Linked DNA regions of Homo sapiens: region 2 is linked to region 1. A link is a contact called in ENCODE Hi-C or POLR2A ChIA-PET data. All regions are on one chromosome and are shown on one strand. The core of a region is the stretch at or near the end of the contact, and the rest is flanking DNA. Distances in the headings are between cores, read along the strand shown.

Evidence for each region. A loop is a pair of places that touch in the nucleus more often than their neighbours do. ChIA-PET counts read pairs that join two places held with the same protein, here RNA polymerase II (POLR2A). Pooled maps may share reads with other maps.
Region 2: a loop to region 1 is called in a pooled map, with 11 times the contacts of the local background. The contact joins two enhancer-like sites. A Hi-C loop is called at or near these places in 5 of 50 pooled maps. POLR2A ChIA-PET finds 5 or more read pairs at or near these places in 3 of 52 experiments (A673, Caco-2 and T-cell).

The regions. Positions count from the first base shown.
Region 1 is chr16:47,573,245-47,576,096 of GRCh38, reverse strand. The region is part of intron 7 of PHKB (phosphorylase kinase regulatory subunit beta); the gene reads right to left. Among named protein-coding and RNA genes, the nearest start is that of PHKB, 110 kb to the right of the region's middle. Within about 2 kb of position 1,341, at least 2 of the 41 ENCODE cell types and tissues checked have a DNase peak (open chromatin) inside an H3K27ac peak, as active enhancers do.
Region 2 is chr16:47,731,493-47,734,344 of GRCh38, reverse strand. No RefSeq gene overlaps it. Among named protein-coding and RNA genes, the nearest start is that of LINC02133, 130 kb to the left of the region's middle. RefSeq lists an enhancer at 1-631. Within about 2 kb of position 1,429, at least 4 of the 41 ENCODE cell types and tissues checked have a DNase peak (open chromatin) inside an H3K27ac peak, as active enhancers do.

The DNA of each region.
Region 1 (2,852 bases), core at 92-2,591:
TTTGTTTTGTTTTGTTTTTTGAGACAGAGTTTCGCTCTTGTTGCCCAAGCTGGAGTGCAATGGCGCGATCTCGGCTCACCACAACCTCCGCCTCCCGGGTTCAAGTGATTCTCCTGCCTCAGCCTCCTGAGTAGCTGGGAGTACAGGCATGCACCACCACACCCGGCTGATTTTGTATTTTTAGTAGAGACAGGGTTTCTTCATGTTGATCAGGCTGGTCTTGAACTCCCAACCTCAGGTGATCCGCCTGTCTCGGCCTCCCAAAGTGCTGGGATTACAGGCATTAGCCACCACATCAGGCCTGGGCTTTTAGTGTAACCATTGCCTGAATAATGTTCATTGTATCTATTAAGTAATTTCTTATCCTTCAAACTCTTCCCACCCTTCCACCCTCTCCAGGCTCCAATGTCTATCATTCCACACTCTATGTCCATGTGTACACATTATTTAGCTCCCACTTTTAAGTGAGAATATATAGTATTTGACTTTCTCTTTCTGAGTTAGTTTAGTTTTACTAAAGATAATAGCCTCCAGTGTCATCCATGTTGCTATAAAAGATGTGATTTCATTCATTTTATGGCTGAACAGTATTTTTTTGTGTACATATACACATTTTCTTTATCCAATCATCTGTTGATGAATACGTAGGTTGATTCATATCTTTGCAATTGTGAATTATGCTGCGATAAACATATGAGTACAGGTTATCTTTTTGATATAATAATTTCCTTTCTTTTGGGTAGATATCCAGTAGTGGGATTACTGGATTGAAAGGTAGTGCTATTTTAAGTTATTCGAGAAACCTCCATACTGTTTTCCATAGAGGTTGTGTTAATTTACATTCCCACCAACAATGTATCAGTGTTCCCTTTTCTCCAAACCCTTCCAATATGTTAGTTTTTGACTTTTTAATAACAGCTATTCTGACTGGTGTAACAATATATCACTGTGGTTTTAATTTGCATTTCTCTGATGATTAGTGATGTTGAGCATTTTTTCACATGCTTGTTGGCCATTTGTATAAATTCTGCAATTTGATTTACAAAACTTCTACAGCTAACTCTACTTGATGGTGAAAGAAAAACTGAATGCTCCCTCTCAAAACAAAAATGTCTGCTCTCACCATGACTAACATAGTACTGGAAGTTCTATGTGGTAAAATAGGGCAAGAAAAGGAAATAAAAAGAATATAGCTGAGAAAGGTAGAAATGAAACTGTTTCTTTGCAGATGACATATGCTATGATTTGAATGTGGTTTGTTTGATCCTGCCAAGTCTCATGTTGAAATCTGATCCCCAATGTTGGAGGTGTGGCAAGGTGGGAGGTGTCAGGATCCTCATGAATGGCTTGGTGTCATTCCCATGGGATTGAGTGAGTTCTTAGTCTGAGTTCCCGTGAGAACTGGTTGTTGAAAAGAACCTGGCACCTATTATTCCCTCTCTTGTCATGTGATTTCTATACTCCAGTTCCACTTAGTCTTCTGTCCTGAGCTTCTTGTATATACAGCCTGCAAAACTGTGAGCCAAATAAACCTCTTTTCTTTATAAACTACCCAGGCTCCAGATTGGAGGCATTGTTAGCATGCCTCACCCACTTGCAAAGAGCAAAATAACGTGCAGAGATTTATGCTGTAAACTTTTATCCAAGAAGAAACACAGTAACTCAACAGAAAAAATGAAAGAAACTTCAGACACTTTGAAAGCTGTGGGTGGCAACCTACATGGTGAGTCAGGTGAAAATATGTCTCCAGGGTGTGAAAGCGGGGAGACTGCCTCCATGATTACACATTGACACTGGGGAACTGGGCAATCCAGGCCACAGGGGAATGTCTCAACCCTACCAAGCACTGGTGCTGATTTGGTGAGCCACAAGGAGCATATGAGAAGTGATGGCTCATGCCTGTAATCCCAGAACTTTGGGAGGCTGAAACGGGTGGGTCACCTGAGGTCAAGAGTTCAAGACCAGCCTGGTCAACATGGCGAAACCCTGTCTCTACTAAAAATACAAAAATTAGCTGGGTGTGGCGGTGCATGCCTGTAATCTCAGCTACTCAGGAGGCTGAGACAGGAGAATCGCTTGGACCCGGGAGGTGGAGGTTGCAGTGAGCCAAGATCGCACCACTGCAATCCAGCTTGGGCAACAGAGCAAGACTTCACATATAAAAGAAAAAAAAATTGTTTTGCGTGCACTCCCACACCCTAGCAGGGATGGAGGGAAGCCATTGCTGATCCTACTTCATAAGGGACCTCACAGAATTCTGCCAGCTAACTCAGACAGTGGTCACAGGTTGGAAGAAGCTGCCAACTAAAATAAGCAATCTAATCTACTGTGGGTATAAACCCCATTGATCAGAAATGAGAGGTGAGCAGGAAGCAGGCTTTTGCCACAGAGGCAGGTGCTGGGAGCCCCTGCTTTGCAGGCAAACTGGGAGGGGTGTGGCCTGGAAGCCTTGGTCTTTGTCTTGGGCAGAAGGACTTACAACCAGGGGCAGTTTTGCATGCTGAGGGCAGACTGCCTGGGACCCAGCTGTTGCCAGAAGTCTGTGAGTGTGAGACCCAATGTGTTAAGAAAGTGAGAGCTGGGTGGGTCTCACTGCTGCCTGTTACCCCTCTCCCCTCCCTGAGGATTCTTTTATGCAACAGAGGCAGTTCCGCTCCTCCGTGGAACATTACCCCAGTGGCCAGGGAACTGCCCTCGGATCGCCACTGGGGTCACAGCCTGAGTCCACACCTGGTGAGCCAGAGTGAGGACTTGCCTGATCCAGGCCCCACAGGCTATGCCCCTAGCCTAACACCACAGACAGGGACTTTAGGGAGTTCCATGACCCTGCCCATTGCCTGGGATATGAGTGT
Region 2 (2,852 bases), core at 180-2,679, 160 kb before region 1:
ATCTTCTCTGTCTTGTGTAGCCTTGGCTGTGTTCTCCTGACCTCAGATCCAGAGACGATTCCTGTGGGTTATCTACCTAATGCCACCCACAACATGAAAGCCAGCCTGTAGCCGGCTGTCAGGAGCTGCTGCCTTCAGGTGATTATCATGCTCTGCATGCCTTTTGGAAAGGAAAAAAAATCAGTGAAGCACTGCTGGTCTTGCTGCATCTTCAGGATTATTATTATTATTATCATTATTGAGAAATAGTTGACTCTGCAACTGGACAGATTCTCCTTCAAAAGGCAAAGATGCCATAGGAGCAAAGGAGTCGAGACACCTCGTTGTCTATCCCCTGCCTCTGGGATGGGCTGGGGCCATTCTAGAATTTCAGCGCATTCATTCTCTCCACATAGGATGGCTCAATGTTTATGCTTAATTGCAATAAGTTTCCTTAGCATAACAGAAGCTTCGCTGGACATCCTCCAGTTCTCCCAGTTAACAGCGATGTCCCTCCTCCTCTACCAGGCTGAGCCATTATAATTTCTTCCTCAGGAATATGGATTGGGAATGTATAGCAAGGCCCCTGGTATGTAAACGCAGGTACTGCTGGTGGCTGTGTTTTCTACTGTGTGGACTGGAGAACGAGAAAGCAAAGACACAGGAGGAGGAGAATGTCCAGAGAGGAGTGAGATGAAAGCAAGGAAAGGGTCCCCCTTGCTGACAGCCAGGCCCCTCCCTGGTTCTATTCTTCCCTGAAAGCCTTGCTGCATCACGGGTCCATGAGCACCGTTCTATGCTTACAATTCTCCCTCACTTATTTTGTTTTTGTTTTTTGAGGCAGGGTCTCACTCTGTCATCCAGGCTGGAGTGCAATGGTGCGATCTCAGCTCACGGCAATCTCCACCTGCCAGATTCAAGCGATTCTCCTGCCTCAGCATCCAGAGTAGCTGGGACTACAGGCGTGCGCCACCACACCCAGCTAATTTTTTGTAGTTTTAGTAGAGACAGGGCTTCACCCTGTTGGTCAGGCTGGTCTCAAACTCCTGACCTCAAGTGATCTGCCTGCCTTGGCCTCCCAAAGTGCTGGGATTAAGGTGTGAGCCACTGCACCCAGCCTCTCCCTCATTTATTTTTTCCCTTAAAACAGCTCAAGTAAGTTTCTGATATAACCAAAACCTTCCTTACTGATAAACACATGTAACTTTTAAAGAATTGTTATTCTTTCCCTTTTCCTTTTGCCTTTTCCACTTTATCATCTGGTGTTTTGACTTCGTGGTTTTGCTGTGGACGCACATGTACGCTTGTGCGTTCTAAGACGACTTGCCAGTCTATATGGAAAAAATGAAAGACAGATTCATCCTATTCATAAACAAATGCAGGGAAAGGCATTTCAGAGCCTGCCCTGGTGAGTCACCTGCACCCCCTCCTGTGGGGCAGTCACTCTTTAGCACAAGTCTGTGTGGAAAGGCAGAGCTGGGGATTGTAGGCACTTTCATTTTTTTTTTTTAAGAGAAACCAGAAATAACCATTTTTATGAGAAATCTCTTAATTTTGAATTGTCGGCACAAATTATGTTCATACAGGAGACCAGTCCCCTGCCCCCTGCAAAAAAAGTTTTCAGGCTGCTTGAGCTCTCTACTTTACATCCTGTTAGTCATACTGTGGTCTGAGGACCCACAGCATCAGCAGCACTCAGGAACTTACCAAAAATGCAGAATCTCAGGCCTACCCCAGACAGGATGAGTCAGAATCTGTATTTTAACAAGGTCCCCAGGTCATTTGTCTGCACATTAAAGATTGAGAAATCCTGGCTTAGTTCACTAGTTCCTAAATTTGGCTGCATATTAAAACTGCCCAAGGAACTTAAAAAAAAATAGTAATACCTGAATTCCACTCCCAAGGATTTTGTTTTAATTAGTCTGGAATGCAGCTTGGGCATAAAAAAATAAAAAAATAAAAAACTCCCTGGGTGATGTTAACAGGTAGCAAATGTAAATGTAAAGAACTGCTGGTCTACCACAGGACCCAACACCACTTCCTACGGCCTCCTAGGTACTGTCCAACAGCTCACTCAGACCTCATCCGCCTTGGCTCCTGAATTGGCAGCTCCAGGTCTGGAGTCTCAAGACTTTCACAGGAGGTGCAAATTGTAGCTCCACAAATATTGCCAGAAGATAATTTTGGGAGAGGAGTGGGGAAGAGCGTTTCAATTTTTTTTAATTTGATGATCCTAAATTAGAAGACAGGACTTTCTCAAATGCCACAAAGAAATAGTGAGTATGAACATCTTAGAAAAATAACTATTATAGTCAAAAGTACTCAACTGCACAGTACAAAGACTCCAAACACACAGGATTTAAACCTGTATCTTAAATGATCTTAGGCTTCTGAAAATCCCAGTTCTTTGAAAATGTGGCCAAATAAGAAGGGAGAGAATAACAACAGCAAAATAACCAAGGTTGAACCCTGGGAGAAAGGATGCTTAAAATTAGAGTGCAGGAAAAACATCTTCTTTTACATTCTGACCCCTCGTCTCACCACTCTGATCATTGCTTCTATAATACATTCCAGCAGCTAAAACAAGCTTTTTGTTTGTATCTGAGTGTCTGTATAAAATTCTTCCAGTGTGATAAACTGCAAACAAAAACCAAACCCCCAGTTTTTTATCCCCCCTGTATCAATGCCTTGTGCAATGTGATCTGTGGCTCCTCCCCTCATGAGGTAGAGTCTTTCACCCCATCCTTTGAATCTGGGCTTCCTGTAGCCAATAGAATGTGTGGAAACTGTGCTCCCAGTCCTGAGCCTAAGCTTTAAGAGGGCTTGCATGCTGCTGCTCTCTCTCCTGGAGCACCAGTACTGCAAAGTGAGCA